2 separate regions of the Homo sapiens genome follow, and region 2 is linked to region 1. A link is an interaction called in ENCODE POLR2A ChIA-PET data of the cell type or tissue named here. Cell type or tissue: B cell. All regions are shown on one strand. Each heading gives the region's core, and the rest is flanking DNA. Links, peaks and the distances in the headings are about the cores only. Region 1 holds the start of CT47C1 (cancer/testis antigen family 47 member C1). Region 2 has its middle 61 kb from the start of LINC01285.

Region 1 (15,784 bases), core at 3,227-11,226:
GAAAGGAGGAAACATTATATGGCATTCCATAAACAACATACCCCAATATCGCTGGGGTTCCTTATTGCTTGTGTGTTATTTGCTGTGGTTCCAGTTGGATTTGAAGCTCAGAAGATACTGCAAGTTCCTGCCATGGAAAAAGAAACCAAACGATCTTCAACTCTCCCAGCCAAGTTCCAGAACCCAGTTGAGCCAATTGAGCCTGTCTGGTTCTCACTGGCCAGGAAGAAAGCCAAAGCATGGAGCCACATGGCAGAAATCACGCAATAAAGAGCTCTTGTGTGGAGCATCAGCATTTATTTTATTTAGTTTTTTTTTTTTTTTTTTTTTTTGAGACAGAGTCTCGCTCTGTTACCCAGATTGGAGTGCAGTGGCGCGATCTCCGCTCACTGCAAGCTCCGCCTCCCGGGTTCACGCCACTCTCCCGCCTCAGTCTCCCGACTAGCTGGGACTACAGGCGCCCGCCATCACGCCCGGCTAATTTTGTTTTCGTATTTTTAGTAGAGACGGGGTTTCACCATGTTGGCCAGGATGGTCTTGATCTCCTGACCTCGTGATCCGCCCGCCTCAGCCTCCCAAAAGCTGGGATTACAGGCGTGAGCCACCGCGCCCGGCCAAGCATCAGCGTTTTAAATGATAATTGCTAATAGCTGTATTAATTCTATGTAGTGATCTTTTTACTGTGACCACTTGTATTAAGCAAAATAAGTATTAAGCAAACTAAGAATTTATTAAGCAAAATAAGAATTTATTAAGCAAAATAGCCTTAGAAATGCAAATTAAAACATAATTATTTGAATGAAATAAATGCCATGAATGCTTAACCTTCCACGTAGTCACTGCCAGCACCCAGAAACCCAGCATTTCCTCTATTAAAACTATCGAAAACATTTGCACTGCTGTAAAATTGCAAAATCTTTAACTTTGGACAATGTGCTTTAGAAGGGAGAAAGCAAAAACATTTTGTTGGAGCAACTAGAAAATTGTCATTTCCCTCAACCAAATAAAGTAATTCTAATGGAAACATTCAGATGATTTGACCTAAAGATTGGCCTTTAGGTTTTATGAGCCTAGATAGATGCCGCAATTATTTGGTTGTTGCTCTAAGCTTTGCAAGGGATCCTAAAAGAGGCGGTGGAAGTGAAAATTCTGGGTCTCCAAGAAAATTTCTGCACAGCCAGTTCTCCAATCAGCCTATCACCCCTTGAAACATCTTCCCTGTGTCCCTGGGGGCCCCTGATGCTTTCTCCTTGGGTGATAGTAACATGCAGAGCACTTACACAAAGCTCCCTCTTTGGACATACCCCACGTCGACCTGTCACAGGCCTGGCTGTAGCGAGCACCTCCCTATGACGCAGAATGCTTCTTGGGAATTATCTTACTCCTCTGGAGGGTTAGTCCATCAATGTTTTGCTTCTTGTCCCAATACTACTGTGACCCTCTCTGATCGCACAGAAATCACTGCCTATCACATATATCCTGTTAAGCACTGAAGACCCTATTGAAATTAGAGTTCTACAGATGCCAAAAGCTGTACTTTCCATCAGGCAGATGGCAAGCTTACTGCCTTGATGCACATCTGGAGCCACTGGAGCTCCTTCCTCTCTGGTTCCAGCATTAAGGTGGAGAACTCCATGTAGCTTCTTGTCCTTTCCCCTCAGCTGTCTTTGCTTCACAAGGTTTTAGCCCAAAGCAAGAGTGCAATCCCAAAGCCACAGAGAAATGAACTTTCCGCTACCTGGAAGCTTTAAGTGAGTAAATCAGCTTTTCCCCTCTCATTCCTAGAGGCACACACCTCAAAAGTTACTAGGCTGGAGAGACCCTACCTTCCAGTGACCCACTCATCCCCCAGCCACGGAGAAGAGGGAAGACCAAAAAGGGAGAGTGAGAAAGAGGATGAGAGGGATGGTCAGCTGTGAGGGGAGGGGGCAAGTGGCCCAGCAAATGTTGATGCCTCCCTTCCCATCTTGCCACACGGTCTTTTTCTTTTGTAGCACAGCCTCCATTAATAACTCCTCGGCTGAGGATGAAGATGTAGGCACCTTTACCCCCAGAGCCAGTTCCTTAATTGGCTGGCTTTCTGAGATGCAGACCACCCTAGAATCTCATCTAGGTTCACTAGAAGTTAGTTAAATCTTCCTTTCTCTGTCTTTCTCTTCATTCCATCCCCCAAACCCACCAAACACTAAGGGAGAGCTCCCTTTGGATGTCTGGGCAGTAAACCTAGCTCATTTTTCTAGGAGACCCAGAAGTGACTTCTGAGTAGTTATCACTGTGTCTGCCTCTGTTACACTGTGCTGCTTTGCTTAAACAGAAATGCAGGCCTGGACATCTGACTGTGCCTTTATATTCTGAGTGGGGTGCTGCCCCATGCAAAAAAATCCAGAGAGGTAGTGAGGTGTCAGAGCTAAACACTTGGTGCTGGGTTTTGTTGATGCTGGTATAATGTGACACAGTACAATTACATGCTAAATTTTGCATTTTCTCTATATAACATCTATTTTTCCTGATACTGTGCCTTTGCCATTTTGATAATGCTATTTTGATTGAGTGAATTTTATTTCCTTTGTATTCCCATAGTGAACAATATATTAAGGTAGATGCCCTTTATCTGGGTACTCCTGGTAGATTAGCTGTTACACCTCCCTTCCCTTTTTTACAGTGAACCTGTATTCAGTTATTGTCACTCTGAGAACTCTCCAATAACAATTTCTTTTCCACAGTTAACAACACAGCTGTTACACCTCCCTTCCTTTTTTTCACAGTGAACCTGTATTCAGCTATTCTCACTCTGAGAACTCTCCAATAACAATTTCTTTTCCACAGTTAACAACAAAGTTCTGTTTTTAAATGAAGAGATTAAGTTCTTTTTAAATGCCTAAAGGCATATTCTGACAACTTTTCTACTTCTTTAACTTTTTTGATTTAAGATATATGCAAAGCAAATAAATTCAATAAAGCCTATTCTGTAGTCCATCTCTGTCTGTGACATGGGGCGGGAAATCAAATAGGATATTGACAACTCAGAGCTGAAGGTTGTCAGAGAAGTAAAACGTTCTTTTTTTTTGAGACGGAGTCTCACTCTGTCGCCCAGGCTGGAGTGCAGTGGCGCGATCTCGGCTTACTGCAAGCTCCAACTCGCAGGTTCACGCCTTTCTCCTGCCTCAGCCTCCCGAGTAGCTGGGACTACAGGCGCCCGCCACCAAGCCCGGTTAATTTTTTTTGTAGTTTTAGTAGAGATGGGGTTTCACCGTGTTAGCCAGGATGGTCTCAATCTCCTGACCTTGTGATCTGCTCGTCTAACGGCCTCCCAAAGTGCTGGGATTACAGGCGTGAGCCACTGCGCCCGGCCAAAGTAAAATGTTCTTAAAAGGTGGTGCTGAGAATAAGGGGCGTCCACGCAGGTGTGCCTGACCAAGCTGATGGCTTTCAGGTGAGCATTGATATTTGGTATGGGGGAGAAGGGCCACTGAAGAGGTTTTACGTTTGGACACCTGGAGAATAAAGAGGGGGTGTGGTTGGGGGACGAGCAGAAGAGACAAGGTGATTGGTGGTTGCACTGTAGCCTGGGTCAGGGACAAAGTCCAAGTCCGATAGCAAGATGGGCTACTGCAACAAGCGCTTTTCAGAAGCAAGGGGCCCTACTGTGCTCAGGTAACAAAGTGGCATGGAGGGAGGAAGGGAAAGGGGTTATAGGCCAGATAATGAGCCTGGCTCACCTGTAACATTTTCAGGGTTTAGAACAAGAGTTCAACTTGGGATCCACATACCATATGTCTAAATATTTGAAATGTTTAAATAAACGAATACAGCATGTTTTATTTAATGGTTTATCTCCTTCCATGACAAATGTACCTTCATAATGACCTCAAAGGCCAGGTTGGGTTCTAGAATTCTCAGACTCCTGTAAGTCCTGCCCCAGTGGTGTGGGAAGAACTGCTCCCCTTCCTCCTCCTGCTTTAGAAATATTTCAGACCTACACAAAATTGTAGAAAATGTTACTATAAACATCAATATATCTACTATTCAGCTTAAGAAATGTAACATTACAAATATAGTTGATGCCTGCTGTGGAGCCTTCTCTGCTAGAATGCCCCTCCCTTTCTTTCCCTGAGAGGTAACCACCATCTCAAATGTGCTTCTTTCGAATGCACACCTTTCTGTATGCTACACTTGTATGCATCTCTTACAAGCACATCTTTTAGTCTCTCTATATGTACCCATAATCAATTTATGGTGATCATTTGTATGTTTTCTTAGAAGTCATATGCATGGTATCATGTTTGTATCCTTTTGGACCCGACTTTTTCCTTTATGCATTTTTCCTCTCTAGGCCTCAGCCCCTGTGAATTCTAGTCTCCTCCCCAGCCCATCCCTTGCTGTCCCTTTCAGTTTACCTGAAACAGCCCCGAGCCAGTGAATTAACCCTGGCTCGACAGGAGGTGCTCGGCTTCTTCCTCTGTTGCTTGAAACCACTGGTTCTCAAACCTTAGTGTTCATCAGAAGCCCCTGGGGGGCCTGTTAAAACACAGATTGCTGACCCCACCCCAGATTTTCGGATTCCGTAGGTCTTGGGTGGAGTCTGAGAATTCCCAGGTAATGCTGATGATGCTGTTTGGGGACCAAACTTTGAGAACCACTGCTCCAAATCAAAGTCTGGGCCCAAGCTCAGCAATACCATGTGGCTTCCAGGCAACCTGGGCCATCCATGAAGTTTTCTTCAAAACCATGCTCTAGAGCAGTATTGTCCAATAGACATGTAATGTGATCTACATGGGTAATTCTAAATGTTCTAGTAGCCACATTTGAAAATAAAAAGAAACCAACAAAAACTTTAACATTTCATTTTAATTCAAGTATTATCATCTCAACATGTAATCAGTATGAAAATCATTAGTAAGATATGCAATATTATTTTCACACTTACAGCACATATCAAACAGACTAGCCATATTACAAGTGCTCAGCAGCCACAACGTTACTAGTGACTAAGGTAGTAGACAGTACAGCTCTAAAGACTTGAGCCCCATCTCTCTCTTTGCAAAAATGGTTTTAAACTTGACATTTTAATTGACTTTTGGCTGCAGTAAAAGAATTTAAAACAGTCTTACTAAATGGTGGAAAGTAATACCTTTCAATGAAGGTATGGTGGGCCAAAACAAAGAGGTAAAAGAGAGATTTGAGTCAGAATTATTTATTGAAAAATCTCCCCATGTTTCAATTTATTCATTTAAAACAAACTTTTATTTCTAACTTGAACAAACACTGTCAAATACATTTGTGAAAGATAAAAGTTAGATGTCACTAGATATCACTTTTAAGGTAATGAACTTTGGAATGATATGTGTTAAAATTCTCACAGGCATCTGAATAAAATAAAATAAAAACAATGAACAACAGAGTCTTCTTTCTTCATCTTCTTTCTATTCTTCCCAACTACAGAATGAAATGAGAAAAAAATAAACAATGGTACGTTAGCCAGCACCAGTGACTTTCTAAATAGAAGAAAATGGCCAGCTCTGTGTATATCTGCAACATTTGTGTGCTATATCTTAAACAAGTAGAGAAGAACACCTTTTCCTTTTGTAACTCGCAAGCTTGGATATCAGGGTGCTTGTGAAACTGATGGTTACAGCCAAATGATCACACCAACCTTGTCTCCCTAGCACCAGAAAAGCTTCTTGTTGTTGTTTTTACATGAGAGGCAATTCTGGGATTTAAATAAATCTCTCAAGCTTTAACAGCCTGTGCTAGTTCCACAAATGATACTCCCTTACTCTCCCAGACCCTTGGTTTCCATATCTACCATATGGGAAAGAAGCTGTTATGAAATAATACAGCTGTGAAAATGCAAAAAAAAAAAAAAAGAAAAAAGAAAAAATGTTAACCATTTAAATATACTCAAAGACAGATATGCCTTAAGACTTAATTACACACATTCTTTTCATTTGTCACATAAAATACAAAGATATATAGCTAAACAAATATTTAGGTATTAGTCATTAAATGTGGTCCTACTTGAAATTCTTAGCTTTTTGCTATTTGTTAGTAGTCACTTTGTAAAAGGCATTGAGTTGTCTCCTAGTTACTATGGGAGCCTGCATTTCTGTGGCTAAGTAATGAAGTCCCAACCAATGTGTGGCCCAAGCAAGTTAGATGCTGCGTCTGGCAACTGTTTTCTACACAAATATTGATCTTAGGTAGTAGGTCTGATACATTTGCCACTTGTTAGTAGTCCTGCAGCTAGAGGACAAAAGACCTCAACATGAACAAATGAGTAGCCATGAAGTGTATTTCAGAACACACTGCAGTTCATATTACTACGTACATGAATATTCTAGTAACATTTTAAGTAAGCTAAATTGAATTTTTAAACTAAAACCTTTTCTTAATTAATTTACTGGGAATTTTATTTTAAAATAAAACTGTCAGCAACAGGTAAATGCCAGGAATAGTTGAGTGATTCTCAAAGCTATACACCGATACCTGGATTTTCTCAGCTTCCCCTCTGCTGCGTCTAGGTCCCTTTGGAGTTCTTCACCTTGTTTTCAGCATCCTTCTCTTTCTCTTCTTTCTCTTCCTTGCCTGCAGCATCTTGGGCCTCTTCATCCCACTTTTCATGCTGATATTTAGTGACTTCTTTAGCGAAGAATAATACAGATGTTGGGACCAGACATTCACAGAAAATATAGCCCAATTTATAACCAGCAGCGGCACCCAGTACTCCACCCTCAGGAGAAGCAGGAGGATAGACTTAACTAAGAAAGGAATAGCTGGGCACCTTCCTACTGGTTTTCACAACAGTGCCATGGCCCTCACGTTGCTGCTGCTTGATCATTTCCACAGTGACACTATTTCCCTTTTTTCCAGTAAATCTCCCACCCAAAGCTGCCGATTATTTCTAGTTCTTTGGAGAAGAGATCAGAATCATGGTGTCTGATCTCATTCTAAGTGTTTTGATCAGAACTTTGCTGGGAAAATATTTGTTGCCTCAAAAGACAAATTCTATGGTGAAGCTCATTGGTTCCTCACCCCCCTGAATGTTTCATTTTTACCAAGGGCCCCTGTATCACTTCATCATTTGGGGATCAACTTTCTAAGAATCTTTACACTTTGAAAAGCCATGAACAAAAAAGGATGCCTGCCATTTGCCTGTTCTTTTCTTTCCGTTGTCCCTTGTTTCCTGCCGAGCTCCCTCCTGAACCCCTATCTACCTGGCCATTCATCTGTGGGCCCCCCAAATGGCATTGATGATCTCAGATCTTCTATCAAACACAGGTTGGTAGAGGGCGGCATGTTTTCTCAAAAATCATAGATGTCGTTAGAGAATTGGGCTTCGACTCATTGGTACACATTTGGCCTTAAGTTTCAGGAGGGCCCTGACCCCCACTTCACCACCCGAGGCCCGACCCCCACTTCACCACCTGCTTCACCAGCTGTGCGCACACCGCGGCCCTGCCTGGAACCCTTGGGTGCACGGGTCCCTGTCTCCCCGCCACTGCAGATAGCCTGTTCCTCACCCTCAGGGGCAGCAGCCTCCTCTGTGGCCGGTTCCTCTGCGGACTCCTCCTCTGCAGCCGGTTCCTCTTTGGCCGGTTCCTCTGCGGCCTCCTCTGCGAGCTCCTCCTCTGCGGCCTCCTCTGTGGGCTTCTCTGAGGCCTCCTCTGCGGGCTCTTCTGCGGCCTCCTCTGTGGGCTTCTCTGAGGCCTCCTCTGCGGGCTCTTCTGCAGGCTCCCTGGCCATCTCGGCCAGGTCTGCTGGCACCTCAGGCTCTGGGACCAACGCGGCCTCCTGGAGCAGGCCCAGGCCCTCGCCCTCAGGACCCGCGGCCCCCACGCCCAGCCTCTCATGCACCAGCAACAGCCGGGGCTCTTCTGAGCCACTGGGCGCCGCAGTGCGGCGCCTCCGCATCAGGCGGCCGCCACGCATCCTGATCAGGATGTGGTCGTTGTGATAGATGCGGAGGAGAAGGGAGTGGACCATGTCCAGAAACTCCATGCGAAAGCCTCTTATGGGGTAGCGACGGGCGGCCGCGACCAAGTCGAAGTTGTCCGCCTCGTTCCTCTCTTCCTCCTCCTCCTCCTCTTCCTCCTCCTCATCCTCCTCCTCCTCCACCATCTCCACTACTATCCTGATCTCTGAGTCTTCCTCGGCGTTCCCACCCCCGGGGGCTGCGGCCAAGCCTGCCGCCTGCTCACCCTCCTCCTCCCCGAGGCCTCTCATGGGCCCTGCGACTCCGGCCACAGTGTTGCCACTGTCGGGGCCAGAGTCACCGCCCTCCCGGTCACCTACGGCCTCGGCCTGCGCTCCCTCCTGGTTCACTGGAGCCTCCTGGTCCTCTTGGATCAGGTCTTGATCCCCTGTGGCAGACATGACGCCAGTCAGTGCCTCAACTGGAGTGGCGACTAGGCTGAGGTGACAACGGTGAAGACGGTGGCCACTGATGTGGCTGTGGCTGAGGGGAGGTGAGGGGCTGGGCTGCTGAGAGAATAAGAGTCTGTCTCCTTACTGAGGGAATAAAAGTCTGTCTCTGAGGACACCCTAAGGTGGGAAGGGCAGGGAGCCGATCCCAGGAGCCTCCCGCTGAGGTTGGCCTGAGAGGACTTAGACAAGGCGGGAAAGATTCGGGTTGGTAAGTGACAGGGGGCGGGACAGGAAGGGTCAAGGAGGGGCTCTCAGTGAGCTCTAAGCTCATTTGCTGAAAACATCAGATTGACATGCTCTGCATCCAATGAATATCAAGGCCCTTAAGCTCTAGGACAACTCAGAATCCAGAACTCTATCTTTTCTTTGAGGCCTTAGTGTCCAGGGCTAGCCTTTAGGTCCACACAAGTCCTGTCCTTTTAATTTTACGATTATTAGCAGCACTATAGTGATCCAATGTGGAGGCACCCTGGATTGGGGAAACTTCTTCTGTAAAGGGCAGAGACGAAACATTTTAGGTTCTGCAAGGTCCAGAAGCAATATCAAGACTATTATGTAATTACTATCACTAAGTAGGTTTCCTGCCTTCCATAGGACACATACTCCTCTTTGTACCACCATTTTGTTTTTTTTGAGACAGAGTCTCACTTTGTCGCCCAGGCTGGAGTGCAGTGGCATGATCTCGGCTCATTGCAAGCTCCACCTCCCGGGTTCACACCATTCTCCTGCCTCAGCCTCTTGAGTAGCTGGGACTACAGGCGCCCGCCACCATGCCCGGCTAATTTTTTTGTATTTTTAGTAGAGATGGGGTTTCACTGTGTTAGCCAGGTTGGTCTCAATCTCCTGACCTCGTGATCCGCCCGCCTCGGCCTCCCAAAGTGCTGGGATTACAGGCGTGAGCCACTGCGCCCAGCCTGTACCACCATTATTTTCTGTATTTGCCTGGTCAGTGCCCTCTGATCTTCTTCACCTCCTACCTAAAATGATCAACCTTATTCATTAAACCATTTATTTATTCATTTACCAAATTTATTGAGTGCGTTACATGTACCAATGCCATGCCTCCTTACAACTGTCATTTGTACCTCTTGCTTGTTTGACTGATGAAATCCAAAGATGACAGACTGCTCATGGTTTACATCCTAGTGCCTCTTCCCCCATCGTTCCTGTGCCCCTCTTTGGGGTGGAGGTTAGCTAAGACCTCTGGAAGCTGAGCTTTCCCAGCTGCATAGAGTGTCAACGTTCCTATATTTGCAGAGACTCCAGTTTATACTAAATCATTTCCTCTTTAGTTGCCTTGTCCACTTATCAGTGAGTGTGAAACACAATGTGATGACTGCTGTCAATCTTGTAGTCTCTAGGGCAAAAAGTACACAGCAGTAGCTGCTTCTTTCTGCAGGGAGATAGAACTGGGCACTGGGCTTGTTATGGAGCAAGTTGTTGTCAAGGAGTGAGGCAGATCCTGGAGGAGATGGTTCTGTTGCAGTGGCAGTAAGCTATCTTACCAGTTGTTTTCAAGTCCCTGGGAGGGGAAACTAGTTAGCACCAGCAAACAGAAGAGAAAGGAAAAAGCTGAGCAGATGTGCTTTCAATAAGTGAAGTGAAACTACCTGAAGTGAAACTGAGGGAGAGTGTCCTCCTAGCTCCCGCATTGGGGCTCTCTTCATGGCAAGTATGTGAGCCAGAAGTCCGTGGAACAATCTCCATAGCCTTGGTTATCTGCCTGAGCCTGTTGTCTGCAGATGTAGACCCATCCAGGATGTCACATTCCCTTATCTCTGGTGTGTAGTTGCTACCTTTCCTTTATCTCCAGCTATCCCACCCATGACATCTGATCTTTGCCAAGCCAGGTAGTTGGCACAACCCAGGATTTCAGATTTTCTTAGGGAAAGGTGCTCTCTTTCCCCACCCCACCTCCCTCTGTCAGTCAACAGAAGTGGCCAAGTCCTTTCCATTTGCAGACCCACCATCAAGGTCAAGGTGGGCCAGTGGGAGAGACCTAAAGCCACAACAACCCTCAGAGGTTTCCACTTAATGTTGGGATGACAGGGAACACCCCTGGAAGACCAGCCCAAAGATCTCCTTTACAGCCTGGCTCAAAACTCACCGCCTCCAGGCAGCCTACTTTTCTATATCTGTACCCCACCACCCTCACCAGACACTATCCTTAATGACAGTGGTATGTGTGGACATGGTTTAGCTCCTCCAAGAAAGCACAGGCCCTTTAGGGTGAATGTCCAGGCCTGTCTCAAGTTTGTTAACACCCACGGTGCCTGCCACAGGGCTCTGCACCAGGTCGGTGTTTGATAAATGTTTGCTAAATGAATCAAACGGCTTTGGAATCACTATCACCATGAATGGTGTTTTTCTCTTCTATCTGCCTAGGGCTTGACTGTCTGCAAAGGGCCTTGCTATCCCCTCTTCCTTTCTCTCTTGGGATCGTCTCCCTGGCCTCTTGTGAGATTTCTGCTCTTGCAACCTAGTGTGATTCTGCTGTGAGGCTGGGGACAATGAGGGATCTCACCCCTCATGGGAGACCCTTCCCCCACCCTTGACATACAGGGAGTGACTTGGTCCCTTGCTTGCCTCCTAGTCTACTGTGTCACAGCCAGAGTAGGCTGCGGGTGCCTACTTTGTGCCTACTCTGGCACAGGAGTGCCATCTCCTTCCAGGCCAGGTAGAGCCCACGGTCCTCAAGCCCAGCACTTCCTGCTTCTCATGGAAGCCACGGGAGGGGCGAGGGACAGTCTGGAATGCTGGTCTCTCTTGGGATTTGACTTTGACTTCCACATCCCAAGGGGGTCATTGCACAGACTCTGTAACTTTGAGCTCAGCCCCTGGGAGTGGAGTTGCATGTCAGGGCTCCATCCTTCTGATTCTGGGCAAGTCTGCACCACCACAGGCTCCTTTTCACTTACAGGCTTATCTAGCTTGTGGGGTTTATGCCTTTCTTGCATCATCAGTCTTCTTTCCTACACTGAAGTTTGTTCATCATTCTTCGTGACTTTAACATCCACAGGGATGACTTATCCCATGACCTGGAATTCCACTTCCGTGACCTCCTCATCTGATCTTTTCTACAAACTTACATCAGATACTTACCCCCATGGTCCTACACTAGCCTTTTCCATTACCAGAAATGGCACCATTTAGAAAATTTCTTCTCTACTGCTACAATGTTTCAATCCCATCAGATTATTTCCCCAATCTGCTGACCTAGCCACTTTTTCACTCTACCTTCCTACCATCTTCTTCATTTGCCTACTTACCCAGTTTAAATTCCATCCATTATGTGTTGCTATTATCACAGGCAGAATGCTGGCCTCCCCAAAGATGCCCATGTCCTAATCCCCAGAACCCTGTGGGTCTGTTAGGTTACCTGGCAGAGGGGAATTAAGGTTGCAGATGGAGTTAGTGTTGCTAATCAGTTGACTTTAGGATAGGGAGATTATTCTGGATTAGTCAGATAGGCCCAATGCAGTCACAAGCATCCTTAAAAGTGGGAGAGGGAATTAGAAGAGAGAACCAAAGAGATGGCAGCATGAGAAAGACTTGGCCTGATGTTGCTGGCTTTAAAGATGGAGGAAGGAAACTATAAGCCAGTGAAAGTGGGCAGGCTGTAGAAGCTGGAAAAGTCAAAGAAACAGATTCTCCTCTAGAGTCTCCAGAAGGAATACAGCTCTGCCCACACCTTGATTTCAGCTCAATGACACTTCTGACCTCTGCAACTCTAATATTTTAAGTCTGTATTTTAAGCCACAAAGTTTGTGGTGATTTGTTACAGCAGCAATAGGAAACTGATACCTACTCACTCACTCCATTCCCTTTCTCCTCTTAGCTGTCTATCATATCTACTAGGCAAAACCCCAAACTCTAGTTGAATTGCACTATATTACTTTTTCCTTGCCACTAAATGAAGCAGATAAAAATATTGAAAGTTGGTTGACTAAATTCACTAAAAATTTGTGGTCATGAGCACGCTCAAGACTGCTTGGCAACCACAGTTTCACTACACTTTCCCTCCACCCTAAATCTTTGACAATTTTGCCATTGAACACACAAACGTTTCTGTTTCTCAGCTTCTACATTTCCAATAATTTGCCATCTACCCTACCTCATCCACTTACTCTCAGGACCATGCCAAGGATCCTAGACCTTTCTTAATGAAAATATACATCACTCCCAAAATCTCAAGATTAAAAAATCTTAAGAATTCCACACTCTGACCACCACTTCTTATTTTTCCAGTTTGGTGCCCTTGCTCCGACTATGGTCTGCAATGACCACCATGTGGTCAAAGCCATCAGTCTCTTTCTATTCTCAGTTTTCTTGATCCTTCAGCAGCAGCTACCCACATTACTCTTCCTTAAACAGCCCCTTTCAGGATTTCTGTGGCATTACAGTTTTCTGAGTTTTCTCCTCTTTGGCCACTCTTTACCTCATTCCCCCAAACTAGAGTTTCTCTGGGCTCTGTTCTGGGACTTTGCCTTTCTATACTCCCTTCCCTCAGTGATCTAATCTTTGTTTCAAGGCCTTGAAGATAACCCAATGATTATAATTTCCAAATTGATATCTGTGTCTCAAACCCCTCTTCCAAGTTTATAACAAATTTGACTTGGCATCTCCACTTGAGTATCTCACAGATCTCTCCAACTTGAAGTAGCTAAAATGTCATTCTGGATTTGCTCCTCCTCTCTGCTTGTTCTTTCCTCTTAGGAAATGGCACTTCTACCCACCAAGATGCTTTCATCGGAAACCTGGTTGCCCTCTTTAATTCTTTTCTACATCCATTCCATCTGTCGGCTTACCTCCTAAACGTCTCTCAAATCTGTCCACTTCTCATCTCTTCAACTATTAATACTCTCATTCTAATGCAAACCTTTAGCATTTCTGATTTGACTACTCAATAGCCTCCTAACTGGTTTTTCCCCTTCCAGTGGATTCTCTGCACAACTAGAGAGTTTTTTAAAGAATATAATTCATATCTTTCAGTCATCCTGTTTAAAAACCTTCACTGGCTTCTTGTGAATTAAATAAGATACAAACTCCTTATCTTACCCCATAAGACCCTTTGTGATCTAGTCTTTTCCTGGCACTGTTCTCATAATTTCTAGAATACATGTTCTTGCCTACACATGAAATTCCATCTGCTGGAACAATCCCCTTACCCCCTACTCTCATGTAAGATCGTGCAGATTGTTCTCTACACAAAGGTATCCAGCTGAGGTGTAGGGTGGGCCGAAATCTAGCCTGCAGTCCTCTTGCCAAGCTGTGCTCCTTGGTGTGCAAGACCTTGCTTCTACTCTTCCCATGGCTGGCTTCTTCTCAACCTTCAAGTCTTGGCTTCAATGTCAACTCCTCAAAGAGGCCTTCTCTGACCTCAGTTATTTTCTGTCTCACTGCCATATCTGTCTACTACCTTCATAGAACCTATCACCATCTGTAAGTATAGATTTGCTGTCTTTCTCCCTGTAAGCTCCATGAGAACAGACATCTTGTTTGTCTTGTGCCATGCTATATCACCACAGCACCTAATACATAATCATGCACTGAGAAGTGATAGTTGATGAGAAAGAAGGAAACTCCTGAGAAGAGAATGCAAAGAGCAAAGAGAGGGTCTAGGTTCTGCTTTGCCCAGGTGCCTCCTGCCACACTGATTGGCATCAGAAAAAGCCTTCATGTCATAGAGAAACCACAAGTGTGGCCAGAAATTCTCAAATGTGGCAGCACATCAGAATCTCATGGGGATTAAATTAAAAAGTCTTCATATCATAGAGAAAGCACAAGTTTGGCCTGAAATTCTCAAATGTGGCATCACATCAAAACCTCGTGGGGATTAAATAAAATAACATAACCGCCTCTCCTCTGTCTTTCAAGGTTCTGATTCATTGGGTCCGGGTGGCTGCTGCAGACACTCTCGGTGCACTACCGAGAGACTGCCACTGAGTGGTGCTGTATGACTCTGTTTCAGAGTAGAGGTCGCACTTCGCTCCAAGAGAAGGCATAATTTATAGAAGGATTTTTTTTTTTTTTTTTTTTTAGCTACTCTGACCTCAGATCTTCTCATTCCAGGAGGGTGGCCCAGGCAGTGCCTCCAGAAATGTTTAAGTTTTGGTTTCTTTTCTGTGCCCTTCCAGATTCACAATAAGGACATCTGTCCTTACCTAAAAGCTTCCCCTCACCTCTCCTAACCCACCCCCACAAAGCTCTACCAATATCCTCTTACCTTCTGCCCAAAACTTCCCGTACTTTTCTTCTCTTATCTTTTACCTCTTTATCTTGTCTTCCTCTTCTTTTTCTGGGAATCACTCTTCCTCAGTTTCCTTACTTGTAACCGGAGGATAAGGGTGGCATTGTGAGGATCTAAGGAGATACCACCTACCAAACTGCATTGATCTAACTTGGCATGTATTATCTTCATAGATTTTTACACCAATGCCATTCTAATCCACACAGTGATGGTAGCTTCTCTATTCAAGCAAACACAATTTTATTAATGCATATTTTCAAGAACACGTATTATAAGTGAAATACATCTGAAGAGGATTTAGAGAGAAGATTCGTATGCGCTACTACCCTGCTTTTTGCAACTGGTCATGAACCAGCCTCTGAGTGAACTGGAGGGGAAGGCACGGAAGAGGTAACAGAAGGGGCTAGGAAAAAGATTCTTCCAGGGCCTTAATCAGCCTGAAATGCTTTGGAACCAGCTGACCTAATAATTCTTCAGAGACTGTCAGTGCACTGGTGCCCAATGAATGCCTCCATACAAAGCTGCAAGCCCACTATCTATGGCAGTCTAGGACTGGGAAAGAACAAAGCAAGGTTATAACGGAGTGGACCTCAGTTCAAAGAAATGAGAACAAAAATCAGGCCACTCTTGGCCAGATAGATAGATAGATAGATAGATAGATAGATAGATAGATAGATAGATAATGATTTCCCCTTCCTCTATATTCCAAATGGCTTGCAGAAGGGGTTCTTGTTTCTCATGGCAGGGCTATCGATGGGGCAATTGAAGGAGCTACTGTAAAGGACTGTAACTAAAGAACATTTCAAGATAGCTCCATGGGCTCTTTGACAGGTCTAGTTCAGGAAGCCCCATGCCAACAACCAAACAACTCCCTTTGCAGTACAGCCCACAGCTCATCCTCTGGGCTGGTTTAGCTTCAAATGACCATTTGGCACTGTTTGGCAACAGGTTGCCTCACCAGCCCACTGACCTCCAGAGTCTTCTGGAAGTTAAAAGGACACACATTCACTACCATAAGTTCTAAAAACCTATAGCAGTTCCCACTCAAGCCACTCCACTGACAGTTGGAGCGGGTGGGGAGAGATGCGGGAGGGCTGAAAAGGGAAATGT
Region 2 (15,784 bases), core at 4,094-12,093, 170 kb after region 1:
TCGCTTGAACCCGGGAGGTGAAGTTTGCAGTGAGCTGAGATTGCACCATTGCACTCCAGCCTGGGTGACGAGAGTGAAACCCTGTCTCAAAAACAAAACAAAACAAAAACAAAAACAAAAAACCCAAAATCATGTCCTTTGCAGCAACGTGAATGGAGCTGAAGGCCATTATCCTAAGCAAACTAATGCAGGAAGAGAAAACCAAATACCGCATGTCCTCACTTATAAGTGTGAGCTAAACATGGAGTGCACATGGACACAAAGAAGAGAACAACAGACACTAGAGCCTATTTGAAAATGGAGGGTGGACCCATTAACTCGTCATTTACATTAGGTAACATGGCACATGTATACATGTGTAACAAACCTGCACGTTGTGCACATGTACCCTAGAACTTAAAGTATAATTTAAAAAAAAAGAAAAACCAAATAAATGGAGACATATTCCATGTTCATAAAAAAAAAAAGAAAATGGAGGGTGGGAGGAAGGTGAGGATCAAAAACCTACCTATTAGGTACTATGCTTATTACCTAGGCGACAAAATAATCTGTACACCAAATGCCCACCACACACAATTTGCCTAAATAAGAAATCTGCACATATACTCCTGGACCTAAAATAAAAGTTAAAAAATTAATGTTATTTCCATAAACTAACAACAAACTATCTGAAATGCAAATTTAAAAAAATCCCATTTATATTAGCAACAAAAAGAATAAAATCCTTAGGAATTAATTTAGCCAAAGAGGTGAAAAATTTGTATACTAGAAATTATAAAACATTGATGGAGGAAATTTTAAAACACACAAACAAATGGAAAGACATCCCCTGTTCACAGACTGGCAGAATTAATATTGTTAAAATGTCCATACTAGCCAAAGCAATCTACAGATTCAATGCAATCCCTACCAAAATCCCAATTATTTTTTACAGAAATAGGAAAAGGAATCCTAAAATTCGTATAGGACACCAAATAGCCAAAGCAATCATACAAGAAGCTAGAAGCATCATACTCCCTGACTTCAAATTATATTACACAGCTATAGCAATCAAAACAGTATAGTAATGACAGAAAAACAGACATATAGACCAATGGAACAGAATAGAGGGCCCAGAAATAAACCCATTCATTTATGGTTAACGGATCTTCAACAAGGGTGCCAAGAATACACAATGAGGAAAAGACAGTCTCTTCAACAAACGGTGTTGGGGAAACTGGATATTCACATGCAGAAGAATGAAATTGGACCCTGCTATAATTTGAATGTTCCCTCCAAAACTCATGTTGAAATTTAATTGCCATTGTCAGAGTATTAAGAAGTGGGATCTTAAGAGATGATTAGGACATAAGGGCTTCAACTTCATGGATTGATTAATGCTGCTATCAATGGAGTATGTAGTTATTGTGGGAGTTCAGTCCCCTTATTTTCTGTCTTGCCCTTCTGCCATGAGATAATAGAGCACGAGGGCCATTGCCAGATGCAGGTGCCATGCTCTTTGACTTCCCAGCTTCCAGACCATGAGTCAAATAAACTATTGTTTATAAATTATCCAATCTTTGGTATTCTGTTACAGCATCAGAAAAAGACTAAGACCCCTAGCTCACACCATATACCAAATCAACTCAAAATGGATTGCTTAAACATAAGATCTGAAACCACAAAACTCTAGAAGAAAACAGAGAAAAGCCTTTTTGACATTGGTCTTGGCAATGACTTTTTGATATGACAGCAAAAGCACAGGCAACAAAAGAAAAATAGACAAGCGAGTCTTCATCAAACTAAAAATCTTCTGCACAGCAAAGGAAACAATCAACAAAATGCAAAGGCAACATACAGAATGGGAGAAAATATTTGCAAACTATATATCCAATAAGGGATTAATACCCAAAATATATAAGGAACCTGTATAGCTCAATGCCAAAAACACAAATAAGCCAATTAAAAAGTGGGCAAAGGACCTAAATAGACACTTCTCAAGAAAAGAAATTAAAATTGCTAATAGGTATATTAAATGATTCTCAATATCTCTAATCAGGGAAAGGAAAATCAAAACCACAATGAGATGTCACCTCACACCTGTTAGAACGAATGGCTACTATCAAAAAGAGAAAAGTTATGTGTTGGTGAGGATGTGGAAAAAAGAGAACTCTTGTACACTGCTGGCAAAAATGTATATTAGTACAGTCATTATGGAAAATAGTATGAAGGTTCCTCAAAAAATTAAAAACAAAACTACCATATGATCCAGCAATCCTGCTTCTGGGTATACACCCAAAGGAAATGAAATCAGCATCTTGACGAGATAGCTACATTTCCATGTTCACTGCCGCATTATTCACAGTAGCCAAGGTGTAGAAAAAACCTAAATGTCCTTTGATGAATGAATGGATAAAGAAACTGTGGTGCATAGATATATAATGGAATATTATTCAGCCTCAAAAAAGAAGGAAAGGCTGGGTGCAGTGGCAGAATGAATGGATAAAGAAAATGTGGTGTATAGATATATAATGGAATATTATTCAACCTCAAAAAAGAAGGAAAGGCTGGGTGCAGTGGCTCACACCTGCAATCCGGCACTTTGGGAGGCTGAGCTAGGAGTACTGCTTGAGCTCAGGAGTTTGAGATCAGCCTGGGCAACATAATGAGACCTTGTGTCTATAAAAAATCAAAAAATTAGCCAGGTGTGGTGGTACACACCTATAGTCCCAGCTACTCGGGAGGCTGAGGCAGGAGGATCACTTGAGCCCAGGAGACTGAGGCTGCAGAGCGAGACACTGTCGAAGAAGAAGAAGGAGAAGAGGGAGAAGAAGAAGAAGAAGAAGAAGAAGAAGAAGAAGAAGAAGAAGAAGAAGAAGAAGAAGAAGAAGAAGAAGAAGGAGGAGGAGGAGGAGGAGGAGGAGGAGGAGGAGGAGGAGGAGGAGGAGGAGGAGGAGAAGAAGAAGAAGAAGAAGAAGAGGAAGAGGAAGAGGAAGAAGAAGAAGAGGAAGAGGAAGAGGAAGAGGAAGAAGAAGAAGAAGAAGAAGAAGAAGAAGAAGGAGAAGAAGAAGAAGGGGAAGGGGAAGGGGAGGAAGAGGAAAAAGAAGAAGAAGGAAATTCTGCCATTTTCGACAACATGGATGGAGCTGGAAACATTATACTAAGTGAAATAAACAAGACACAGAAGAGAGAAGCTGCATGATCTCACTCCTCTTTGGAATAGAAGATAATCAAATTCATAAATTTATAAAGGCAAAGAATATGATGGAAGTTGCCAGGGGGCAGGAGGGGCTAATTCAGACTTAGTCTTACGTTTGCCAGATAGACCAACCCTGGATGTAGAGCTACTCTAAATAGAAGAAAAGAGGGCCAAGGACAGAACCTAGGAGAAAGCCAGCACTTAACAATGAAAGCTAGAGTCGACTCTGGATCTGATTGTTCAGGATTAATGTTTAATTTGGGCCTACATTTCCCTACCATTTGTATGGCTCTGGATCTATTTTTTTAACACCAAATTGGCTACATGTCCCAGGAATGCCAACTGATAACCTTTACAAATCATAATTAGAAAGGAAAGTGTGTGGCAATAAAGTCATATATCATATTCTGGAAAGAGAACAGGAACAGGAGTCATGAGATTTGCCACCTTCTCTCTCTGGGTTTCTATTTCTCCAAACATAAAAGTGATGAACTGGCTTCTGTTATTTCTATGGCTCTTCCAGCCATAGAAATTGGAGCAGCCTATGATTCTTTGACATTTGGTTTATCTACACTTTTCTTGTAGCTGTATCACTGCTCTCCTACATTAATACAAATGGGTAGAAGCTGACTATATTCTTTTCAAGGTCATGACAATAGAAGAAAACCCCAAAAACCCAGTCACAAAATATGGTAAGTAAAAGGAAGTGAGAGTTATAGGGGAAAATGTGATTGACCTCTTGCTATTAATATCAGTGCTCAGCTGTACAACAGTAAGGGTGTGTCCCCTTGAGAGCAAATCAATGGCTCAAAAGAGGGAAACAAACCACTTTTTTTCCTGATAAAATCAAGGTTTACTCCTCAACCCTGCTAATTTTTGAGGAGATAGTGAATATTGTTCTCTCTTCATTACCTCTCTCACAGTTGTCATAAAATGTTAAGAGATTTTTTTTTTTTGAGACAAGGTCTTGCTCTGCTGCTCAAACTGGAGTACAGTGGCATGATCTCGGCTCACTGCAACCTCCGCATCCCAGGCCCAAGTGATTCTCCTGTCTCAGCCTCTAGGCCCAAGTGATTCTCCTGCTTCAGCCTCCCAAGTAGCTGGGACTACAGATGTGCACCACCACACATGGCTAATTTTTTTTTTTTTTTTTGAGACGGAGTCTTGCTCTGTCGCCCAGGCTGGAGTGCAGTGGTGCAACCTTGGCTCACTGCAACCTTCACCTCCCAGATTCAAATGATTCTGCCTCAACCTCCTGAGTAGATGAGATTACAGGCGCGTGCCACCACACCTGGCTAATTTTTGTATTTTTAGTAGAGATGGGGTTTCATCATTTTGGTCAGGCTGGTCTCAAACTCCTGACCTCGTGATCCGCCCACCTCGGCCTCCCAAAGTGCTGGGATTACAGGCGTGAGCCACCGTGCCCAGCCTAATTTTTGTATTTTTCGTAGAGACAGGGTTTTTCCATGTTGCCCCCCAGACTGGTCTCAAGCTCCTGAGCTCAGGTGATCTGCCCACCTTGGCTTCCCAAAGTACTGGGATTACAGCTCTGAGCCACTGCCACCGTGCCCAGCCTAGAATGTTTTGATATATGTAAAAGAAAGGGTGTATAACTACTGTTCTCAACTCATCAACTATTCTTACCAAACCTTCAAAGCTTTTTGGAGGGAAATTAGTCTAGAGACAGTGTGCCCTGCTCACCTTCTTCCTTACTGCCAGCTTGGAATGATTTTCCAGTGTAACACCTAAGTTCCTTGCTTCTATTCTGAAGTTTAAGAATACTTTTAGAGAGGGGGTGTGAATAAAGATCACGTCGCCTTTCTTTTTTATTGTTTCTTTTTTTGAGATAGAGTCTTGCTTTGCCACCCAGGCTGGAGTGCAAAGGCATGATCTCAGCTCACTGCAACCTCAAACTCCTGGGCGCAACGGATCCTCCTGCTTCAGCCTCCCAAGTAGTTGGGACACAGGTATGCATCACCATATCTGACTTTTTTTTTTTTTTTTTTTTTTTTTTAGATGGAGTCTCACTGTGTCGCTAGGCTGGAGTGCAATGGCGTGATCTCGGCCAACTGCAAACTCCACCTCCCAGGTTCAAGTGATTCTGCTGCCTCAGCCTCCCGAGTAGCTGGGATTATAGGTGTGGACCACCACACCCAGATAATTTTTGTATTTTTAGTAGAGACAGGGTTTCGCCACTTTGGCCAGGCTGGTCTTGAAATCCTGACTTCAGATGATCTGCCCGTCTCAGCCTCCCAAAGTGCTGGGATTACAAGTGTTAGCCACCGTGCCTGGCCATACACCTCGCTATTTTTAATCATTTTTTAATAAATGGCAACTGCTATATTGCCAAGGCTGGTCTTGAACTCCTGGCATCAGGCAATCCTCCTGCCTTAGCCTCCCAGAGTTCTGGGATTATAGCCGTGAACCACTATGCTCAGCCTGTGCTGTCCTTTCTATGAAAAGATGGTACAACTGATCTATGAATAAGCCATGTCCTTTCAGTTCTTTTGCTAGCATTGAGGATGAGATTATTCTGAATCATCCATACTCTCTCACACTCTTGTGACCAAACAGCTATCATGTGTACCCAGGTGGCTACTGATAGAGGTAAAAGCAGTGGCCAAGAAATTAACTAGTTCCTTTACCTCAGACCTTGGATCACAAACCACACGTCTGGTACTCTTCTCAATTACTTTCACCATATTGACCGTGTCATCGGGTCCACCACCTAGGCAATGTGTAGACATAGGCTGAGTCCCAAAACCTCAGTACGGAACCCCACAGGAGGCTCCAGCTTGGAGAACGGGTTAAGTTCTAGGTTTCTGTTCCAATCTGTGAAGCTGATGCAGTCCCTGGAGCAGGGTACAGGGGTCAACACACTGCCTTCTGTTTTTTGTACCAGGGCAGGTAGAGGGAGGCCACAATTTTGGAAGACGGTGATTGCCCAGCTGCCAGCTTTTTCAGCAGATGGTATAACCACCATGAGATAATTAGCGTGCAGTCCCACAGTGGGGCTGGGTACAGAGAAGGAGCAACTGAAATGGAAAATTAGATCAACAAAAATGGAGGAGAGGTTGTTACCTCAGTTGAAAATGTTCACACCTCATTTGTGAAAGGCTCAACATGAAAGGCTCCTGACTGCATCAGCACTAAAGATGCATTTCTTTCCCGTTCTCATTTGGGTCTCAGAATGCCTTACTAGCTTCCTGAGTGTATTTTATTTCTGCTCTTCCTCAAATTGCACTTCCTTTATGACTACTAATGTGAAGAGGTCTGGAATATCCTAATGCTCAGATCTCCCACTTCCTGGGGCACACGTAAACACACCTGCTTGGTGTACAGGTGTCATGGCCAGAACCCATCAGGAATGGGACTGTGCCTGCCTCAATACCTCTGCTGGCAATCTGTCATTTTGCTTGTTTAACCAAAGGCTCGTATCATTATACGGCTTGAATCTGTTAAGAATCGAGGTGACAAATTGTGCTTTTGATTGTTCTTTTGTTGTTTTAAACATCCTTTTGATGCACTAAGAGCCACTTATATATGAATAAAACAAGCAGCCATCTGTTTTATGAAGCACTGGATTGTAAAAGTGTCAACTCAAGCACAGTCTACTAATTTGTCAATTGTTGAGCATTGGCCAATTGACAGAAATTAGCTGTGTTGCTGGACATACACACCCTTACTTCATTAGTTGTATATGTCTGTAGTTGGGAGGGGAGCTATAAAATAACACTGGTGATGGGTGTGGTGGCTCACACCTGTAATCCCAACACTTTGGGAGGCCGAGGCAGGCAGATCACCTGAGGTCAGGAGTTTGAGACCAGCCTGGCCAACATGGTGAAACCCCGTCTCTACTAAAAATACAAAAATTAGCTGGGCATGGTGGCAGGCACCTGTAATCCCAGCTACTCAGGAGGCTGAGGCAGGAAAATTGCTTGGACCCAGGAGGCAGAGGTTGCAGTGAGCCGAGATTGTGCCACTGCACTCCAGCCTGGGCGACAAGAGCAAGACTTGTCTTAAAAAAAAAAAAAAAAAAAAAAAAAGGTGAAAAAGACCATGGCCCTGGTTAACCCCAGGCAGAAGGGAAGCTTACTTTTTTTTTTTAAGACGTATTCTCGCACTGTTGCCCAGGCTGGAGTGCAGTGGCACAATCTCAGCTCACTGCAACCTCTGCCTCCTGGGTTCAAGCGCCTCATTACAGGTGCACACCACCATGCCCGGGTAATTTTTGTATTTTTCCTAGAGACAAGGTTTCGCCATGTTAGCCAGGCTGGTCTCGAACGCCTGACCTCAAGTGATCTGCCCGCCTCGGCCCCCCAAAGTGCTGGGATTACAGGCATGAGCCACCGTGTCGGGCCAGAAGGGATGCTTACTTCTGGATGCAGTGTGCAAAGATTGTCCTATTGCCTTCAGCTCCAGGTTAAATCCTCCTACCTCAGACTGACTCCCTTCCTTATAGAAACTGGCAGTGTTCAATACTTGACAATTGAGTTCCTTAGGACCTCCGTGATGGCTTGCCTTTGAGGAGAAAGGGGAAGCACAAAAGAAGAGGAAACTAAACAAAGAATAAAGCCCTCCTGCAACCAGAAGTCATCCTTATCCCTCATTTTGGCTAAGTACACTGGATTCATAAACTCTTTTTTATTGAATTGAATTTCAAAGCTTTTACTTAGTGTTTTTCTGGTAGGTAGATAAGGCAGAAGCCAACAAGCATCTAGCTACCCAACTCAATAGTGGGGCCCACCAGGGCATGATCCAGGCATATTTATGAAATAGGCAAAGTTTGTACTCAGCATGCCCCCACTCCTCCTTTGGCTCTTTCCTCCCCTTCTGGCCCACCTCTCTGAGTCCCAGCATCTCCTGCTGACACCTGGCTGGGCAGGGTCATTCCCTGTCCCACCTCTTAATGTAAGCTGGAGTTCCTATTTCTTAGCATTGAGCACCATTTCAGACCTCTCACACATCTCAAATCAAAAGGTATCATTCTAATCCCACAGGGCCGAACTTCATCATGGAATATCCTCATAAGTGACGCATCTGCATTTTTAGGGAGGTCTTCTGGAATTCCTCAGTCCAGACAGATGATTCTGATGCTGGAAAGTTCAGACATGATTAAACTTTAGCAAGAGACATTTGGGGGTACTCAGGAGGGCAGTTTAAGAATTCCTTAAAACATGACTTCCTGAGGCAGTTGTACCTATTGTGTGTGTGTGTGTGTGTGTGTGTGTGTGTGTGTGTGTGTAGGACTGGCTCTAGAATCACATGGAGGCTCCTGGGCAAGAACCATATACATGTACAGAAGTCAGCTGGCTTCTTCTGTCCTGTAAGTTTCCCCAATTGGTGAGAGAAGTGATCTAAGAATAGTTCAGGCAGCCCAAGATGCTGATTTCTGGTTTCAAAACTCTATAATGAGGGTGGAATAATACACATTGGAGAAGACTCCAAAAGGTAGGAGGGTGGGAGGTTGGTGAAGGATGAGAAAGTACCTATTGGATACAATGTATACAATTCGGGTGATGGGTACACTAAAAGCCCAGACTTCATCAACTATGCAGTATAACTGATAGAGTTTGTATATTTGTCCTCACCCAAATCTCATGTTGAAATCTAATCCCCAGTGTTAGAGGTGGGGCCTGGTGGGAGGTGTTTGGATCATGGGGACAGATCCCTCGTGAATGGCTTGGGCCACCCCCTTGGTGATAAGTGGGCTCTCACTCTGAGTTCACATGAGATCTGGTCATTTAAAAGTGTGTGGTGGCGCTCTCTTCTCTCTCTCTCTGTCTCTCCACACACATACACACTTCCCTCTCTCTGCCCTGGCCACCCCATTCTCACCATGTGATGTGCCGGCTCCTGCTTTGCCTTCCAACATGATTGGAAGCTTCCTGAGGCCTCCCCAGAAGTAGATGCCACTATGCTTCCTGTACAGCCTGCAGAACCATAAGCCAATTAAATCTCTTTTCTTGTAAATTACCCAGCCTCAGGTATTTCTTTATAGCAATACAAAATTGACCCCGTCCCAAAAAAAAGCCTCTCAAAACTCAAACAATCCGATTAGAAAATGAGCAAAATATATGAATAGATATTTCACCAAAAAGGATATATAGATTGCAAACACACGACAAAGATGCTCAATCAACATCATTAGCCATAAGGGAAATGCAAATTAAAATCACAATGAGATATCACTAAACACCTATCAGAATAGCTAAAATTAAAAAACAGTTAACAACACACATGCTGGCAAATAAGCAGAAAAACTGTATCATTCATACATTGTTGGCATTCTTCAACAGATTAATGATTAAACAAATTATAATTCATCCATGCCATGGAATACTATGCAGCAATAACAAGAAATCAGGGGCCAGACACAGTGGCTCAAGCTTATAATCCAAGCACTTTGGGAGGCTGAGGAAGGAGGATTGCTTGAGCCCAGGGGTTCAAGATCAGCCTGGGCAACATAGTGAGACACTGTCTCTACAAAAAAATTAAAAATTAGCTGGGTGTGGTAGCACATGCTTGTAGTCCCAGCTAATCAGAAGGCTGAGGTAGGAGGATCGCTTGAGTGAGTTCAAAGCTGCAGTGAGCCGTGATCACATCACTGCACTCCAGCTTGGGTGACAGAATGAGACTGTCTCAAAAAAGAAAAAAAAAAGAAATCAGGTATTGGTTCATGCAATAACTTGAATGAACTCCTGGGAATTTTGCTTAGTGAAAAAAAGCCAATCTTAAAAGGTTATAAACTGTATGATTATTTACATAACACTCTTGACAAAAATATAGAGATAGGGAACAGATTAGTGGGTACCAGGCATTAGGGAATGGAGCATATAGGAGGTAGGCATGGCAGCCCAGTGCGGTGGCTCATGCCTGTAATCCCAGCACTTTGGGAGGCCGAGGGAGTGGATCACCTGAGATCAGGAGTTTGAGACCAGCCTGGCCAACATGTGAAACCCTGTCTCTACTAAAAATACAAAAATTAGCTGGTCTTGGTGGCAGGTGCCTGTAATCCCAGCTACTCAGGAGGCTGAGGCAGGAGAATTGCTTGAACCTGGGAGGCAGAGGTTGCAGTTAGCCAAGATTGCACCACTGCACTCAAGCCCGGATGACAAGGTTGAAACTCCATCTCAAAAAAAAAAAAAAAAAAAGAGATAGGCATGGCTACAAAAGATTCCTTGTGGTGAAAGTACGTTTCTGTACTGTGTTGGTGGATACATGAACTACAAGTGCTACAACTGCATAAAACTTCTAGTGAAAAAGATCTGTTATTTTTTTTTAAAATGCATATAATGAAATACATAGAACACATAAACAGAAACAAATGATTACAGGTAAAACTTGGGAAATCTGGACAAGAGTAATAGGTTGTAGCAACGTCCTGGTTGTGATACTATAGTACAGTAAATAAGATGTCACCACTGAGAAAAACTGGATAAAGGGTACATAATATCTCAATGTGCCGTTTCTGACAATTGCATGTGAACCTACAGTCATCTCAAAATAGAAAGTTTAATTTTTTAAAAAAAGATAAAAACAAAAAAATTGGGGCCTTGAACATTTTCTGGCTCATTGTGCAGGCATGAAACTCATTGGCCATCTGGCTACCAGGCTGGATAGTTACAAAGAAGAATGACTTCCCAAACCTGAGTATGTAGCACCTTAGGGCCTCTGGTAATCCAAAGAAGAATTGTTTGCCTTCTGGAAATTCTCAGTAACCAAGTTTAATTGAACATCACTTTAATGAAAAAACCAAGCCTTTGCTATATAAATCTTCATACCAGGAGACAGCACTAGGAAATCAAAATAGGGTGTGTTAATCTATCCCCACCCCAGAGGCAGGGTTTTGCTCTATCTCCCAGGCTGGAGTGTGGTGGTACCTCCTGCCTCGACCTCCTGGGCTCAAGCAATTCTCCTGCCTCAGTCTCCCGAGTAGCTGGGACTACAGGCACGCGCCACCACACCCAGCTAATTTTTATATATTTTTTTTTTGTAGAGAGGTGGTCTTGCCATGTTGCCCAGGCTGGTCGCCAACCCCTGGGTTCCAGTGATCCAACTGCCTTGGCCTCCCAAAGTGCTGGGATTACAGGCGTGAGCCACTATGCCTGGCCCAAAAGTTCTTTATATATCCTAGATACGAGTTCTTTGTTGGGTATGTAGCTTGCAAATATTTTCTCTCAGTCTATAGCTTGTCTTTTCATTCTCTTAATAGGACCTTTCATAGATCAAAGCTTTTAATTTTTTATGAAGCCCAATTTAATGTAGTTTTTCTTACATGGATAACCCCTAGACAGTGTCAAACCTAAGAACACTTTGCTAGGCCCTAAATCATGAAGATTTTCTCCTGTGGTTTTGTTTTTTCTCTAAAATGTTTTATAGTTGTATGCTTTACATTTAAGTCTGTGATCCATTTTGAGTTATTTTTGTATAAGGTGGGATGTTTAGGTAAAAGTTCACTTTTTTGGCCTATGGATGTCAATTCTCCTGAACTGTTTGTTGAAAACGCTATCCTTCCTTAAGTTGCTTTTATACCTTTGTCAAAAATCGTTTGAGCAAGTTTGCATTGCTATATTTCTGGGTTTTTTGTTCCACTGATCTATGTGTCTACTCTCTGTCATTACCATACTCTCTTTTTTTTCTTTTTATTTGTACAATATTGGGGTACATGTGCAATTTTATCATATGCATAGATTGCACAGAGGCCAAGTTAGTTAGGGCTTTGAGTGTATCCATCACATGAATAACATATATTGTACCCATTAGCCAATTTCTCATCATCCTCCTCCCTTCCACCCCTCACTCTTCCAAGTCTGCAATGATCTATCATTTCCACTGTCTATATCCGTGTACCACAGTATCTTGATTACTATAGCCATATATGGTAACCCTTTATATTGGGAAGAGTGATTCCCTCCAATTTATTCTTTATAAAAATCACTTTAGCTACTCTAGGTCCTTTGCCTTTCCATGTAAATTTTAGAAGAAGCTTTTCTATGTCTATAAAGATCCTTGCTGAGATTTTGATAGGAATTTCATTAGCCTATAGATCAATTTGGGGATAATTGATATCTTTACTATGTTGTCTTTTAACCCACACAGTATGTCTCTGCAATTATTAAGGTCTTCTTTGAGTTCTTTCCTCAGTGTTTTATAATTTCCAACATACAGATCCTTTCATGTTTTGTTAAATTTATACTTGCTCTTTGGCACAAGGATGAATGGCATTGTGTTCTTTATTTAGATTTCCACATTGTTAGTATATATATGTGATTGATTTTTGTGTGTTTATCTGGTATCATATGACCTTACTGAATTCAGTGAATAGTTCTACGAGGTTTTTTTGTTTTATTTTTTTTAAAAAAAAAAGATTCCCTGTGATTTTCTATGTAGACAATTAAGTCTTTTGAGAATCAACACAGTTTCACTTGATCCTTTCCAATCCATGTACCTTTTATTTCCTTTTCTTGTTGTGCTAGAGCTATTTTTCCCCCTTTCTTGCCATTGTACTGGATAGAACTTACAATACGATATTGAATAGAAGTAGTGAGAACAGCCAGGCACGGTTGTTCATGACTGTAGCACTCTGGGAGGCCAAGGTGGGTGGATAACCTGAGGTCACAAGTTTGAGACCAGCCTGGCCAACATGGCGAAACCCCGTCTCTACTAAAAATACAAAAATTAGCTGCACGTGGTGGTGGGCCCCTGTAGTCCCAGCTACTTGGGAGGCTGAGGCACAAGAATCACTTGAACCCAGGAGGCAGAGGTTGCAGTGAGCTGAGATCGTGCCACTGCACTCCAGCCTGGGCAACAGAGTGAGACTCCACCTGAAAAAAAAAAAAATAGTGGAAACAAACATGCTTGCCTTGTTCTGACTTGAGAAAGAACTCAGTCTTTCACCATTAAGTATAATGTTAGTTGTAGGTTTTTTGCAGATGTTCTTTATGAGATTAAGGAAGTTTTCCTCTATGCCTAGTGTACTGAGAGTTTTTAATCATGAATAAATGTTGAACTTTAAGCTGGGTGTGGTGGCTCATGCCTGTAATCCCAGCAATTTTGGGAGGCTGAGGTGGGCAGATTGCCTGAGCTCAGGAGTTCGAGACAAACCTGGACAACACAGTGGAACCTTGTCTCTACAAAAAAATACAAAAAATTAGCCAGGCATGATGGCACACACCTACAGTACCAGCTACTGGGGGACTGAGGAGGGAGGATCACTTGGGCCCAGGAGGTTGAGGCTGCAGTGAACCATGTTTGTGCCACTGCACTCCAGCCTGCGTAACAAAGCGAGACCCTGTCTCAAAAAAAAAAAAAAGTTTGAATGTTATCATCAAATGCTTTTTCTGTGCCAGTTGATATGGTTAAATGATTTTAGTCTGCTGATATGGTGGATTACATTGATTAACTTTAAAATATTGAACTATGCATACATGGGAATAAATCCCAGAGTATAATTCTTTTCTACATTGTTGGGTTCATTTGGCTATTATTTTGCGGCAGTTTCTGTGTCTAAGTCCATGAAAGATATTCATTCATCTATAGTTTTCTTGCTTTGTACTGTCTTTGGTTTTGGTATCCTTCTGGGAATCTGATTATATGAATGTTGGATCTTTTGTTATTTCTAACAGGTCCCTGAGGCCCTATCTTTTTTTTCAGTCTATTTTCTCTCTGTTGTTCAGGCTGGGTAAATTCTATTGATCTATAAACAAGTTTACTGATTTTGTCCTCTGCCATCTCTGCTCTATAATTGATCCTATCCAGCAATTTTTAAAAATCTATTTTTCAGTTCTGTAATTTTCATTTGGTTCTTTAGAAAATGTGAACAGGTGTTTTAATCATGTATAAAATGCCTGATTATGTATGAATTTGAAGGAAGAAGAGATCAAAGGATTCCTGGAAGAAGGTGTGTCAGAAGGGGCCTTCAAGTAAAGAGGCACAGACTATCCCTGCCTAGGGCTGCTCTGAGCATCTTCCCATTTCTTCCTCACAACAACCCAACAATGATTATAGCAATACTTATACCCATTTTACAGATGAGGAAACTGAGGCTCAGTCAGGTTAAATTTTTTTTTTTAGGTTAAGTTATTTAACCAAGGTCCCATTGCCAAGAAGCAAAGGAGTCAGGACTTGAATCCAAGTCTTCCTGATGCCAAAGCCCATGCTTTCACTGGTATCTGGAGGCCCAAGTTAAATACCCTGCCAAGGGGAAATCTTCCCAAACACTCCCAGAATGTGGCCACTTGTTCCTTGGGACCCCCATGTTGTTCTATCCCAGGAACTTGCTTGCCCCCACCTGCTGTGAGCTCTAGTCACATGTGTCTATGAAGGGTGTCATCACAGTATCACCTATACCTGTACCCGGCACAGGTCCTTGTAGGCTGGTAGATACCCCAGGTGTCTACTGAGGGAACTTTAACCCAATTAAACCTGAGATCTCAAAAATGCCCTTAGTGGAGGGCTGCTGTGAGGATTCCATGAATGGATGATCACAAAGAGATCTAGTTCAGTGTTTGGCACACAGTAAGTACTCACTGCAAGGAAGGGTTGCCATTGGGCTGTTTATTGTTATTTGTATTTGACCAGCCTCCCTTCCTGGATTTGAAGTAGTTCCTATTCCCAGAAAGAGGCAGATAAGAGATAGTCACACAGCCACATGAAGGTCAAAACCAAGTTTCCCAATTCTGGACTCCCCAGGAAGTGCTCAATGCCCCTCAGAAAACTACTCAGTCAAGGTTCAGGTCTGTGTCCTTTGATAACATAAGAGCCCCTTGTGATGAAATAATTCAGCTGCAGCTCCATCACAGAACCACACATGTATTTCCCATCTTAACTTGTCCTTGCCCTACTCCACGTTCTTAATCAGAGACTGAATGTACCATGTCAGACTGGCCTGGAGTATATTTGATTCTTTTGTATAACTTCTATTGCTATGCTAAGATTTTATATTTTTTCCATTTATTTCAAGAGACTTTGCAATTACTTATTAAAGCATTTTTGTGGTGGCTACATTAAATCCCTTGTCAGATAATTTCAACATCTAATTCATCTTGGTGTTGGTATCAGTTGATTGTTTTAGGGTGATTTTTATCATATTCTGGATATGTTGACTATTATATTAGAAGACTCTAATTCCTACTTAAATATTTGATTTTAGCAGGCAGTCAGTTTGTTTAGGTTTAGCATGCAGGTCCTGGCCTACTTTTGAAGGCTGTGATTCCAATGACAATTTAGTTTCAGAGCCTCTGTAGTGCTATTTTGATCTGCTTGATTCATGTGGTGCTAATGGGTCCACTCTTCCCTGCTGGTGCTGCCTGAGGAAGCAGAGTGTTCCTCAGATAGGGTTGCCTGGTGCCTCTAGGTGGGGGAAGTGATTTTTCTAGTCTGTGGAAACAAAGAATCTTCCTTGTCTCTGCTGGTTCTGGTGGGACTCCCCTGACTTTGCTGCCTGCCTTCCTGGTATCTCTCAGAGGAAGAGAGAAGCCTCAAGACCATGAAAACAAACAGGCTTCCTGGGCTAGGCTACTTGTCATGGTCACGTTTCCCCTTGATGGTGTGCTTGCTTGGAGAGTATCTTTCAGTGGGGTAGGGGAGTCTCTGACCTTGTGG

What was found. ChIA-PET counts read pairs that join two places held together with the same protein. Peaks named below come from ENCODE experiments on the same cell type or tissue, not always from the same donor. Only the 100,000 strongest peaks of a DNase experiment are listed, where the experiment ranks them.
Region 2: POLR2A ChIA-PET joins it to region 1 with 10 read pairs; 2 of 35 experiments call an interaction of 5 or more read pairs at or near these places.

Annotation. Positions count from the first base shown.
Region 1 is chrX:119,065,815-119,081,598 of GRCh38, reverse strand. It overlaps CT47C1 (cancer/testis antigen family 47 member C1), which reads right to left and starts at 8,606. Exons shown (of 3, transcript NM_001396132.1): 1 at 7,521-8,606; 2 at 6,487-6,639; 3 at 4,834-5,366. The coding sequence starts at 8,373. The coding sequence ends at 6,518. KIAA1210 reads left to right here. Exons shown (of 12, transcript NM_001394962.1): 12 at 95-2,964. The coding sequence ends at 270. In B cell, for the core only: no CTCF peak of the experiment used is centred there; a DNase peak (open chromatin) is centred at 10,018.
Region 2 is chrX:118,892,540-118,908,323 of GRCh38, reverse strand. No RefSeq gene overlaps it. Among named protein-coding and RNA genes, the nearest start is that of LINC01285, 61 kb to the right of the region's middle. In B cell, for the core only: no CTCF peak of the experiment used is centred there; no DNase peak of the experiment used is centred there.